3 separate regions of the Homo sapiens genome follow, and all the other regions are linked to region 2. Evidence: chromatin contacts called from ENCODE Hi-C or POLR2A ChIA-PET data. All regions are on one chromosome and are shown on one strand. Each heading gives the region's core, a stretch centred on a gene start or an enhancer-like site at or near the end of the contact. The rest is flanking DNA. Distances are from core to core; before and after follow the strand shown. Region 1 overlaps LINC02413 (long intergenic non-protein coding RNA 2413). Region 2 overlaps LOC643339 (a long non-coding RNA gene). Region 3 overlaps UBE2N (ubiquitin conjugating enzyme E2 N).

Evidence for each region. Hi-C counts contacts between places; a loop is a spot of excess contacts on that map. ChIA-PET counts read pairs that join two places held with the same protein, here RNA polymerase II (POLR2A). Pooled maps may share reads with other maps.
Region 1: a loop to region 2 is called in a map of posterior vena cava, with 2.2 times the contacts of the local background. The contact joins two enhancer-like sites. A Hi-C loop is called at or near these places in 1 of 168 maps with a recorded cell type or tissue (posterior vena cava) and 3 of 50 pooled maps. POLR2A ChIA-PET finds 5 or more read pairs at or near these places in 1 of 52 experiments (activated CD8-positive, alpha-beta T cell).
Region 3: a pooled map shows a loop between it and region 2 (2.4-fold over the local background). The contact joins two enhancer-like sites. A Hi-C loop is called at or near these places in 2 of 50 pooled maps. POLR2A ChIA-PET finds 5 or more read pairs at or near these places in 4 of 52 experiments (H1, activated CD8-positive, alpha-beta memory T cell, activated T-cell and 1 more).

What each region holds. Positions count from the first base shown.
Region 1 is chr12:93,001,378-93,005,447 of GRCh38, reverse strand. It overlaps LINC02413 (long intergenic non-protein coding RNA 2413), which reads right to left. Exons shown (of 4, transcript XR_945212.3): 2 at 1,475-1,711. It overlaps LOC643339 (a long non-coding RNA gene), which reads left to right. Exons shown (of 5, transcript NR_040096.1): 4 at 850-934; 5 at 1,625-1,690. Among named protein-coding and RNA genes, the nearest start is that of LINC02413, 13 kb to the right of the region's middle. Within about 2 kb of position 2,612, at least 3 of the 41 ENCODE cell types and tissues checked have a DNase peak (open chromatin) inside an H3K27ac peak, as active enhancers do.
Region 2 is chr12:93,181,432-93,185,897 of GRCh38, reverse strand. All of the region lies in intron 3 of LOC643339 (a long non-coding RNA gene), which reads left to right. LINC02412 (long intergenic non-protein coding RNA 2412) reads right to left here. Exons shown (of 3, transcript NR_120492.1): 3 at 4,066-4,466. Among named protein-coding and RNA genes, the nearest start is that of LINC02412, 9.3 kb to the right of the region's middle. RefSeq lists an enhancer at 1,363-1,512. Within about 2 kb of position 1,542, at least 15 of the 41 ENCODE cell types and tissues checked have a DNase peak (open chromatin) inside an H3K27ac peak, as active enhancers do.
Region 3 is chr12:93,434,346-93,438,430 of GRCh38, reverse strand. The region is part of intron 1 of UBE2N (ubiquitin conjugating enzyme E2 N); the gene reads left to right. Among named protein-coding and RNA genes, the nearest start is that of UBE2N, 5.6 kb to the left of the region's middle. Within about 2 kb of position 1,672, at least 5 of the 41 ENCODE cell types and tissues checked have a DNase peak (open chromatin) inside an H3K27ac peak, as active enhancers do.

The sequences.
Region 1 (4,070 bases), core at 1,363-3,862, 180 kb after region 2:
GTTGCCCAGGATTTAACTGTTCTGTGTATGTACATAAGGTATCTCATACAAAGTTGTTTTTTTTTTTTTTTACAAAATTGTCTGTGTCTCATATTCTTTTGTAGCACTCTCCCCTCTGATATGTAAAATCATTTTCCTTCTTAACCTTACCAGGTTGAGATGAACAGGAAAGGACATCATATAAAAGCAGGTGAATGCCTTGTGTATACACGTTTGGGAAAATATGAAGTGTAGGTCTGGTGGGTTTGGGGAGTGATAAGGAGAAAATGAAACTAAAAGGACATTTTATAGAAGCATATTTAAGGATTAGCTGCTTAAATAATTGTTGTATTCATTAGCTTAATGAAAATGCTGAAAATACCTCAGAAAGGTGGAATAAAATGGGTCAAAAGTAAGAAAGACAAAAACATTAGTTTGGCTAAAGAGGGCAGTGCTGTGTGGTGGTCAGACCTTTGGTGTTAAATGAGCTGAGTTCCATTCCTTGCTCCTCCATTCACCATGAGACTTGGGCAAGTAACATCATTTCAAACCTCTGTATATCAGTAGTCATTTCAAACCCATTGTATAACAGGGCTGAGAGTACCTACCACATAGAGTTATTGCAACAATTACATGAGCTAATGCAGATTAATTCAAAGCCTGAGACAAATTAGCTTTTATTTTATTTTATTTTATTTTGGAGACAGGGTCTCGCTCTCTCACCCAGGCTGGAGTACAGAAGCATGATCTCGGCTCACTGCAGCCTTGACCTCCCAGCCTCAAGCAATTCTCCTGCCTCAGCCTCCCAAGTAGCTGGGCCCACAGTCATGTGCCACCACACCTGGCTAATTTTTATATTTTTTTGTACAGATGAGGTTTCATGTGCTGCCCAGGATGAGCCACTGTGCCCGGCCAAATGAGCTATTTATGATGATCATAAGGACACAAGATAAGGGTAAGGATGCAAGAGATTGAAGTGTAGAATTACTGTTGGTCACCGGGGGTGGTGGCTCACACCTGAAGTACTAGCACTTTGGGAGGCTGAGGCAGGAGTATTGCTTGAGGTAAGAGTTCAAGACCAGCCTGGGCAATTAGCAAGACCCTGGTCTCTACAAAATATTTGAAAATTAGCTGGGCATGGTGGCATATGCCTGTAGTCCCAGCTACTCAGGAGGCGGAGGTGGGAGGATCCCTTGAGCCCAGGAGTTCAAGGCTGCAGTGAGCTATGTTACCACCACTGCACTCCAGCCTGGGTGACAGAGCAAGACCTTGTCTCTTGAAAAAAACAAAAAAGAAAAAAACTATTACCATTGGTTAGTAATTAAGGAAGCAAGAGGCTTTTCATATGGAGCCAGCTGGGACCACAGCTACTTGGGGAGCTGAGGTGGGAGGATCGCTTGAGCCCGAGGCTATGGTAAGCTGAGATTGCACCACTGGACTACAGCCTGAGTGGCAGAGCCGACTCTGTCTCTAAAACAAAAACAATAGTACTTACTTAACAGAACTACTGGGAGACGTAAGAGGTATAATAATTGTAGAATGCTCTTAGCGTAACATCCATCATGCAGTAATTGCTCAATAATGTTAGTAAAATCTCCCAATGAGAAAGTTCAACATTATCTTCAACTCTTCTTTCTTGCTCCAGAAATCCAATCAGTTGCTACGTGCTGATGATTCTGATTCTGGCCCTGCAGTATCGCTTGCATGCACCTCCTCCTCCCTGTGCTCACTGCTGGAGAAAAGAGAACCTTGGCTGATGATTTATGGATCTACAAGTAATCGAAGCTTAACTGCCACAAAAATAACTTTATCCAGTCCTCCCCCCCTCCCCTGCACCTTCTCTAGTTAGCGCTGTAAGAACTTGGTTGCTCAGGTGGAAGGCATATAGATTGTATTGTATTTGAATAGCTCCCCAGGTAGCACAGTAATGTCTCTGCACTTGATTAAATAAGTCAGGTCAATTTTTCTGCAAGTTTTCCTCCATTGCAGCACTAACATCCACATTTAATTTGTTGCTTTATTTAACACCATCATCTGCTTTCAGGGCAAAATAAATAAAAAGGAACAATGGCCGGCCAAGGTGGCTCATATCTGTAATCCCAGCACTTTGGGAGGCTGAGGAGGGTGGATCACAAGGTCAGGAGTTCAAGACCAGCCTGGCTAACATGGTGAAACCCTGTCTCTACTACAAATACAAAAGTTAGCCAGGCACAGTGGCACGCGCCTGTAGTCCCAGCTACTTGGGAGACTGAGGCAGAAGAATCGCTTGAACCCAGGAGGCGGAGGTTGCAGTGAGCCAAGATCATGCCGCTGCACTCTAGCCTGGGTGACAGAGCAAGATTCTGTCTCAAAAAAAAAAAAAAAAAAAAAAAAAAAAGGAACAATTTGCCAGAGGAAAACCAGTTAGCTAAACCTGCTTTGCTTTGGCCAATCCCATGTTATGTGTCAACTGTCTCATTACAATTTGTTTATTTACAGGGAAGCCGCCAGTGTCTAAGATGTAAGGCATTCAGAAAATTGTGCAGATGATGGATTCACAGTACCTAGAATCCCCATGACTCAGTTTTCCACAAATGTGCTATTTGGGGAAATGCACACAGATCAGCAACTATTCACTTTTGCTGGCAGCACAAACATTGCTGACACGCACTCTTCCAAATTGCAAGCAGTTTCCACAGTGAAAACAATGAGAACAGAATCACAGCATTAAACAGTTGGCCGGGAATTTTAGAGATAACTTAATCTACCCCTTTGTTCTGGACACAGTCCTGTTTTAAGCTGTTTTGAATAGATAAAAAGTCCATGTTATTTTAATAGGTCTTCATCAGTAACCGTCTTCAAATATGACCACTCTCCAAATTAGACAGTAATTCCTCCAGTCTGGACCAGACAGTAGGGTTTCCTAGCCCAGAGCATTTGTCGACTTTCTCTTGTTGGTAAACAGCCAATTTCAAGGGTTTACCCATCTCTTCCCTGTATGTCTCGGGATTAAATTCTGATCTGTCTCAGCTTGCCAGTGACTGGTTTGGAGGGGGAAAGTGACCCAGTTCTGTGAAATAAAACCGTGGCAGGTCAGGCAAGGGGAGCTCCTAGATGCTTTTCTTGCTCCTAAAAGAAGACCTGTAGAAAAGCAGGTCATAGCTGCCATAGCTCCCTTGCCTCCATGAAGAGAACCAGCCAAAGATAAGGCCATCATAATGATGGTGGCAGAGCACAGATATGGAAAAAATATGGGTCTTTTTTTTTTTTTTTTTGAGACAGGGTCTCCCTCTGTCACCCAGGCTGGAGTACAGTGCCACAATCTCCACTCATTGCAACCTCTGCCTGCCAGGCCCAAGTGATCCTCCCACCTTGGCCTCCTGAATAGCTGGGACTACAGGCTCATGCCACCATGCCCGGCTAATTTTTGTATTTTTTATACAGACAGGGTTTCACTATGTTGCCCAGGCTGGTCTCAACTTCCTGGGCTCAAATGATCTATCCACCTAGGCCTCCCAAAGCTCTGGGATTATAGGCATGAGCCATTGTGCCTGGCCAGAATCTGAGTCTTTGATAATATTATTGAGACGCTGAATCAACCAACCTGAAACCACCCTACCTCAGAATTTTTTTGCTATGTGAACTAGTAAAATGTCTTTAGTGTTTATAGATTGATGACTAGAAATCAGTGGCTTTTTTTGTTTTTTTTTTTTGGTTGAGAATTTTACTGTAGAATGACATTCAAGATTCCATTCACAGGTAAAAGTCATTCCAGAGAATGGAACAATATTTGACATGCAAGCATTTAAAGAAAGGAGAGGTAAACAGTGGTAACTACTTCGGATTCACTGAGACCAAGCGTGCCAAGCTAAACATTCCTTTTTTGATAGGATTAGTAGATTACATGCCGGAGGAAGTCACCACCATCACATATTGGATTTCAGCAAGCATTTGATAAAATTGCTTATAATATTTTGGCCAATATTGGATGGAAAAATATTGAGGAGATGATGTAGTGCTGAAGAAAGACAAGATGCTGAGGAAGACAAGACTGGTTAACAGATCATGGCATTTTAAAGGTACAGTGACAGCCTTGAAAAAGAAAGAAATTC
Region 2 (4,466 bases), core at 293-2,792:
TCTTTGAACTGAAAAGAGCAAACATTAAAAAGATGGAAATGGATAGTCAAGATGGGTGAAAGTATAGATGCTTAAACCAGTCCAATTCTTCTGGCATGAATGAGAAAAAGGAAACAGCTTTCTCTCTCTCTCTCTCTCTCTCTCTCTCTCTCACACACACACACACACACACACCCTATCTCTTTCTGAAGACACAGTGCACAGCGAATGTGGCCTTCAGTGTCAGACAGCCTTGACTTCCATTCTTGCCACAGCTACTTATTGGCTATGGTCCTAGACAAGTTCCCTAATGTCCTAAAGCCTCAGTTTCCTCATCTGTAAAGTGGGCAAAATGATGCCTCCCTCAGAATGAAAGAGAAAGATGAGTAGAAAGCATTTAACCCAGGGCCTGATACAGAGCAGAGATGGCAGCCATTTTTTGCTGTTGTTCTTGTAGCAGATGTTGCTTTGTCACTACGATTACTGTTGTTGCAGCTCCCTTCCTTTTATTGCCTTTGTTCTGGTTCATAAATTTGGATGGGGAAAAATTGCATCTTTATTTTATCTAACCTCTCACTGAAATCTAGCTTTTTGTTTCTATTAAGAATGTAGGCAAGAAACTGCACTGGTATTAGCAGCGCCTATGACTCTTGCCACAGAAATAACAGATCTTTTCATATCACCTGGTAGTTGTTGTAGACAATGGAAACACTCCTTCTCTCATCACTCTTTGAAATGATGGTTGTTATTTGACCTCTCACCAGATCCTATTATTTAAAGCACTGATAAAAGAGTAAAAATATTACTGTATTTGTAATCTTTAAAATATTTGATGTTGTAACTGATTTCCTTTGTAGCTTTATGTATTTCATTTTATGCCTAATAACATTATTCTGAGAAGGGAGTCTGTGGCTTTACCAGCCTGCCAAAGGAAGCCTGGTGCATAAAAGGTTAAGAGCCCCTGCCCTGGGGCCATGTTGCTTCAGGCTGGCTGGTCAGCTCAGTTAGTTCAAGAGCAATGAAGGTCATAGGGGCCCACGTGTAGGGTCAGTTCACTTAACTTTATTCTATTCCTCAGCCACAGAGGCTGGCCAGCGTGTGTCCAAGACCTGGAAGAGGCTGTGTAAGACCAACCTCAATAAGCCCCATCTGTTTGGCAGGAAACAGAATGCCCTGTGGATGGTGGATTAGTCTTGGTGCTGCATTATGGGAGGGGTGGGGTCATTTGGACATAGAACTTGATGGCTTCAAAACACAATAAATGTAGATATTAATCACTTGTAACTGGTGGAGAAGCCTGTGATCTCTCAGTAGTTCCTCATTCTGACAGCCTCTCTCTCTCAGTCTGGGCCTCTTGCTCTATGTTTAGTAAGGCTCCCACTTCCTGTTCCTTTCTCTCTCCATCCCCACCCATCTTGCTCACTCTCTCTCTCCCTTTGCGTTCTCTCTAATTTATTTCCCCCCTTTTCTCTGAGGAGGAAGCAGTAGAAAATCCAAAATGTAGTCACTGGGCATCTGGTGGACATTCTTCTCTGGGCTTGGCCTTGTGTTCTTGGCATGGATACTTGCTGGCCCTGGGTCTGCTCTCACTTTCCTTTCTGTCGTCACACACACACACACACACACACACAAACACACACACACACACACACACACACACTCTGTCTGTCTCTCTCTCTCTCTCCATCTCTTTCTCTCCCTGACACACACTCACACTTCAGAACGATTATATTTATAATACCCTGGGCAGTTCCAAACGCCAGTATGAATTTTAAGAGCACATTTGTGTCTCCTGCTTGGAACAGACTGAATTTTCCACTGTCTGAGAGTTTGAAGTTCTTCCAGCTAAGAGAGCAGTGAGAGCCTCTGGGGGACGAGCCATGTGTCAGATCCCTGTCAACTTTCTGCTCCAAGGGTCACACTCACTCAACATTTGTTGAAGGACCTATGGCCACATTTGGCCCAAGCCACTCATGTTGTGCTTTTCAAGTAAAACCTGGTAGGGGGAAGGGCATCTGGAGTGGAGATACCTGGTGTCAAGTGAGAATGGGTCCTATAGGGCTGACACTTAAAAGCCATCAGAAATTAACCTGTTTTCTGGGCCTAGAGGAGAAGAGGTGGATATTGAAACCAGTAGATCCCGGATATACCCAAAGGAATATAAATCATTCTACCATAAAGACACATGCATGCGAATGTTTGTTGCAGCACTATTCACAACAGTAAAGATGTGGAACCAACCTAAATGCCCATCAATGACTGATTGGATAAAGAAAACATGGTACATATACACCATGGAATACTATGCAACCATAGAAAAGAATGAGATCATGTCTTTGGCAGGAACATGGATGGAGCTGCAGGCCGTTATCCTTAGAAAACTAATGCAGGAACAGAAAACCAAATACCACCTGTTTTCACTTCTAAGTGGGAGCTAAATGATGAGAACACATGAACACAAAGAGGAGAACAGACACTGGGGCCTTTTGGAAGCTGGAGGGTGGGAGGAGGGAGAGGATCAGAAAAAAAATAACTATTGGGTACTAGGCTTAGTACCTGAGTGACAAAATATATGTAAACAAACCCCCATTTACCTACATAACCTGCCCATGTACCCCTCAACGTAAAATAAAAGTAAAAAAGAAAGAAAAACCGGCCAGGCATGGTGGCTCACGCCTGTAATCCCAGCACTTTGGGAGGCCAAGGCAGGCGTATTACCTGAGGTTGGGAGTTCGAGACCAACCTGACCAACATGGAGAAACCCCATCTCTACTAAAAATACAAAATTAGCCGGGCATGGTGGCACATGCCAGTAATGCCAGCTACTCGGGAGGCTGAGGCAGGAGAATAGCTTGAATTCGGGAGGTGGAGGTTGCAGTGAGCCAAGATCATGCCATTGCACGCCAGCCTGGGCAACAAGAGCAAGACTCTGTCTGAAAAAAAAAAAAAAGAAAAAAAGAAAAGAAAACCAGTAGATCCTGAAAGGATAAATTATAACTCTCATTCAACATCTAGGAATTGGCCGGGCGCGGTGGCTCACGCCTGTAATCCCAGCACTTTGGGAGGCCGAGGCGGGCGGATCACGAGGTCAGGAGATCGAGACCATCCCGGCTAAAATGGTGAAACCCCGTCTCTACTAAAAATACAAAAAAATTAGCCGGGCGTAGTGGCGGGCGCCTGTAGTCCCAGCTACTTGGGAGGCTGAGGCAGGAGAATGGCGTGAACCTGGGAGGCAGAGCTTGCAGTGAGCCGAGATCCCGCCACTGCACTCCAGCCTGGGCGACAGAGCGAGACTCCGTCCCAAAAAAAAAAAAAAAAAAAAAAAAAAAAAAAAAAAAACAACAAACAAACATCTAGGAATTAATCTGAATTCACTTTCAATTGGGAGTGGCAGATGAAAGCTGTCACCCTCAAGATTGAACTTAAGGCTGACTTTAGGCATAGGCAGACTTGGGCAGTTTCTCTCCTCTTCCTTATATTTAGTTGTTCCATGAAATACCCTTAAAAGAATTCAATGACAGCCATTCCACAATTAGAAGTATGGCTTGAAATTCTCATTCCTGTGAGAGTTGACACACTGGCTTTAATTCGCACTAAAGTGTAAATGACTAACCTAAGATTCTTTCCTTTCTGGCAAACAGTTTTATTAAATATGAAGAAGAGAGGAGAGAGAAAGAGAGGCTTACCTTTGAGGGGAAATTGGGTAGAGGGACAAAGAAATGAGATGCTGGAGATTTTATAACTTTATAGCAGTGTCAGAGTTGGCCCCAGTTAACTTTCTGGAGTTAATTGCTCAGTTTAATTATGGATTTCTCCCCACACATTTCCAGCACTCAGTTTTGATTAGATCTTATATTGCTTGGTTTCCTTAGCCTCTTGTAAAAGAACTTCTTTAGTGGGTAAAATGGGGGAATGTGAGAGGGGGGTGCCATACAATGGATCAGAACCGTTTCTTAGAGGATGTTTCATCACCTTCTATGTAATGTCATCAGATTTCCAACCAAAGTTAAAACGTTCTTCCCTTCTACTTCACAGTAAACTAATCTTGGGAGAATTCTTTCTGACTGAGCGCTTTCCAAACCACCATTCTTTAAGTGGAATTTATTTGAATAATTTGACATTGATTTCTAGTCTGGGTACCGTTTAGTTCCTTTTTGGGTCACTGAGCAAAAGGACTTAATACGTTGCATGTTCCACATAAAAATATCACCTGATTTTAGCTGTTCAGTGAGCTCCTAGGACAAAAGGAGGTTTACTGGTAATGGAAAAGTATCACTTCCAACACAGGATGTGCTGTGAGCCTTGGTGGTATGTAACATATTCAGTAGTGTTTTCATGAACCTGTCAGCAGAGCCTGTGTAAACTTTGCAATGAAATTCACCTTCCACTCAGCTCAACTTTATGGCTTCCTGAGCAAGGAGGTAAAGAACATGGAAGAGAAGTGGATGGGTCACAGGGGCACCTTCTGCCTTGTGGGACTCCCCCCT
Region 3 (4,085 bases), core at 423-2,922, 250 kb before region 2:
ACTTTCCTCCAGTTTGTTGCATTGCTTGCTTTGTCCAGTTGTTCCGTTCTTAGCTCATATGTCATACCCTCTACCTAACCTGTCCCGTATAAACCAGTTTCCCTTTTTCCTCCCCCACAATTTTATCCTCCTATCTCCCTTTCTTCTGTATAAGTGCTTATTACTGTTCGAAGTTATGTTATTTACTGTTTATTTCTCTCTATTCCCCATTAAACCTTCATGAAGTTAGGGACTCTTGGATATCCCGGGCATTGCTCATTCGTGCCTAGACCAATCCTTGGCACATAGTAGATACTGAAATATTAATAGACTAACTGAATAGATGAGCCTTAATCTCAATGAGCAATAATTTGACATTGTTACTCCTTGGTATATTCTGTCTGAACCAATGTCTGAGCTAAAAGTTAAAGCTAGTCTCGTTTTCCACCCATAAGCTCACTTAAAAAGGACATCAATCTTTTACATTATTTCTTTTTTGTGTGCCTACTCTGCTTATGTATCTTTTTTTATTAACTAGGAAATGCACACATAGAGCACATTTGAAAGGCTCTGAAGGATACGTAGAGAATCCCTCATCTGTCCTTCAGCATTCCAGTTCCCCTGCTTAGAAAACCACTGTTTTTGTTTGTTTGTTTGTTTGTTGAGACGGAGTCTCCCCCTGTTGCCCAGGCTGGAGTGCAGTGGTGCAATTTTGGCTCACTGCAAACTCCACCTCCCAGGTTCAAGTGATTCTCCTGCCTCAGTCTCTTAAGTAGCTGAGACTGCAGGCATGTGCCACCACACCTGGCTAATTTTTAGTAGAGATGGGGTTTCACCATGTTGGCCATGCTGGTCTCAAACTCCTCTTCTCAAGTGATCCACCTGCCTCAGCCTCCCAAAGTGCTAGGATTACAGGTGTGAGCCACTGCACCCGACTTCAACCACTATTTTTATTGTGTATCCTTACAAGAAGACCAGAGCAACTTTCTGCTATAAGTTAGGCGTCTTCTCCTTCTCATGCAAATACCTTGATTCCCTTCTCTTCCCCTCTAACCACCTATGTATCTTCAAGTTGACTTTTTTTTTTTTTTAAGAGACAGACTGCTGCTTTGTTGCCCAGGCTGGAGTGCAGTGGCTTTTCACAGGCGTGATCATAGTACACTATATACATACAGCCTCGAATTCCTAATATCAGGTGATCTCTACCTTCAGCCTCCAGTATCTGGGATTACAGACATGCATCATAGTGTTCTGCTTTGGCTCTTTTTTTTTTCTCAAAGGGCTGTTTAATGGAACCTTATGGTTAGACTTTATTTTATTTTTTCAAATATTGGAAATTTAATACTTTTTCAGTAGAGATGGGGTCTTGCCATGTTGCCTAGGCTGTTCTCGAGCTCCTAGGCTCAAGTGATTCTTCCACCTCGGCCTCCCAAAGTGCTAGGGTTAACAGGCATGAACCACCGTGCCTGGCCTAGACTTTATTGTAACTAATTGCTTATTCATAACTTTCAGAATGTTTCCTAAATTGTGCTATATAAAAAATGCTGTAACGAAGTTTTGTATGTATGGCATTTTGCACAAGTGTGAGTGATATTGAGTCTTAGTAGTTCTGTTTTAAGCTAGAATCTTTAGTTTCGTTTTTCTGCCTTATCTTCTGGACCAAAGCTCTTTTAGCCAATAAAAGTGACTGAAGCTGGGCATGGTGGTTCACACCTGTAATAACAGCTCTTTGGGAGACTGAGGCCCAAGGATTGCTTGAAGCCAGGAGTTGAGACCAGCCTGAGGAACATAGTGAGATCTCCATCTCCACCAAAAAAAAAAAAGTGAGCAGTTAAAGCTTAAAGTCATAAAGGTTAGGAGGTACCTAAAATGTCCCTCAAATGAGAGGTTCTGCATAATCCTGTCATAAAGGAGAATCACTTTCGGGAACCGATAAGTGAGATCTATAGTTATGGCCTTGGTCAAAACCAAATCTGTTTCAGCTTTACATGTTACGTTGATACAGTGACTGACATTCCTTTAATGGTCTTTTCAGAATTAATCATGAGGGCTGAGCACTGTGGCTCATGCCTATAATCTCAGTACTTTGGGAGGCTGAGGCGGGAGGATCCCCTGAGCCCAAGGTTTCAAGACTGGGCTGTACAACATAATGAGACCTTGTCTCTACAAAAAGATAAAATGAAAATTAGCCAGGTGTTGTGGCACACATCTGTAGTCCCAGCTACTCAGGAGACAGGTGGGAGGATTGGTTTGGCCCAGGAAGTTGAGGCTGCAGTGAGCCTAGATCGCGCCACTGCACTCCAGCCTGGGCGACAGAGTGAAACCCTGTCTCAAAATAGTAATAATGATAATAATGAAAATGATAAAATACAGTCTTGGGAAAAAGTAGTTAACTTACCCTAGGGGTTGACTTATTTGATTAAAACCTAGTGAGTCAACCTGCTGGAATTAGAATTTTACCAGTCTTTCGCAGAATTTACTTTATGTCTCCCTTCCCCACTGGTCCCTTGTCTATGGTGCTTAAAAATTTACTTAAGAAAATACATTTAATTAATTTTTTGAAACAGGGTCTCTGTCACCCAGGCTGAAGTGCAGTGGAAAAATTTACTCTTCTATTTGGTGTGATTTAGCCTCAAATTCTTAAAAATCAGATACAGTCTGATTTTACATTGAGACTTGAGTTTACTTTTTTAATAGGATTTTTTGAAGTACACACATTTTTTCCTGTTACTGTTTAAAAGCCACTCATTTGATAGGTATTCTAGTGCATAAGGTATTTTTTTTTGTAAGAAAAGTGATTTAGAAAACTCACCTTTTATTTATTTGAGACGGGAGTCTTGCTTTGTTGCCCAGCCTGGAGTGCAATGGCACAATCTCGGCTTACTACAACCTCTGCCTCCCAGGTTCAAGCAGTTCTCCTGCCTCAGCCACTGGAGTAGCTTTACTCTCTGCCTTGAACATTTTTTTTTTCTTATTTTGAGATGAAGTTTTGCTTTTGTTGCCCAGGCTGGAGTGCAATGGCGTGATCTCGGCTAACTGCAACCTCTGCCCCCTGGGTTCAAGCAATTCTCCTGCCTCAGCCTCCCTAGTAGCTGGGATTACAGGTGTATGCCACCACGCCCAGCTGATTTTTGTATTTTTAGTAGAGGCAGGGTTTCACCATGTTGGTCAGGCTGGTCTCGAACTCCTGACCTTTGGTGATCTGCCCACCTCGGCCTCCCAAAGTGCTGGAACTACAGGTGTGAGTCACCGCGCCTGTCCTATCTGTTGTTTTAAGCTCTGAAAATACTTGTCTGATAATGTTTTCTTCCAATTAAAAAAAGGCATGGAAAAGTTACCATGATGTTTCAGAAATATATGTACCTCCAGGTGGGGGCAGGGAAACTTAGCCAGGTATGGTGGTTCATGCAGTAATCCTAACAGAAGACTGAGGCAGGAAGATCCCTTGAATCCAGGAGGCCGGGGCTGCAGTGAGCTATTAGTGGCACCACTGCACCCCAGCCTGGGTAATAGAGGCAAGACCCTGTCTCTTAAATAAATAAATAAATAAATAAATAAATACAAACTCATTATGATGAAGACAGATTTGTTATAAGTTGTAATTAAAATCACCTTTGGAATTTAAGAAAAAACTTGTAAAAAATTTGACTAGGAACAGTGGTTCTTTAGTTCTTTCAGTTGTCTCACTTAAGAATTTTCTGACCTCTTCCTAGGAAAAAAAGCTATTTTTTTTAACGTATGACTTCTGGGGATTCAGATTCTTGCCAAGTTTATTTGTGGATTCCCTAGGTCTCCATGTGCTCCATGTTAAGAATCCTTGAACTGCTTTTGATAGTGATTAAACTTTCAGGCTCTAAAGATACTGTTTTAATATACTATCTAATGTTTTGATTATGAAATGTGAGCATAACTGAAAGTAAGTTAAAAATAGCAGTCAGTTCAGTATTCTTTTTTAAGCTCCTCTGTGTCAAGCAGTTCCTTTAGTCCAGATTGATCAACTCCTGCACAAGTGAAATTAAGTTTTGTCAAATTATCAAGTACTTTAGTATTCACTGTGCTAAATGACTGTGACTGGAAATGTTATGCATTTGCTTTGCTCAAGTTTG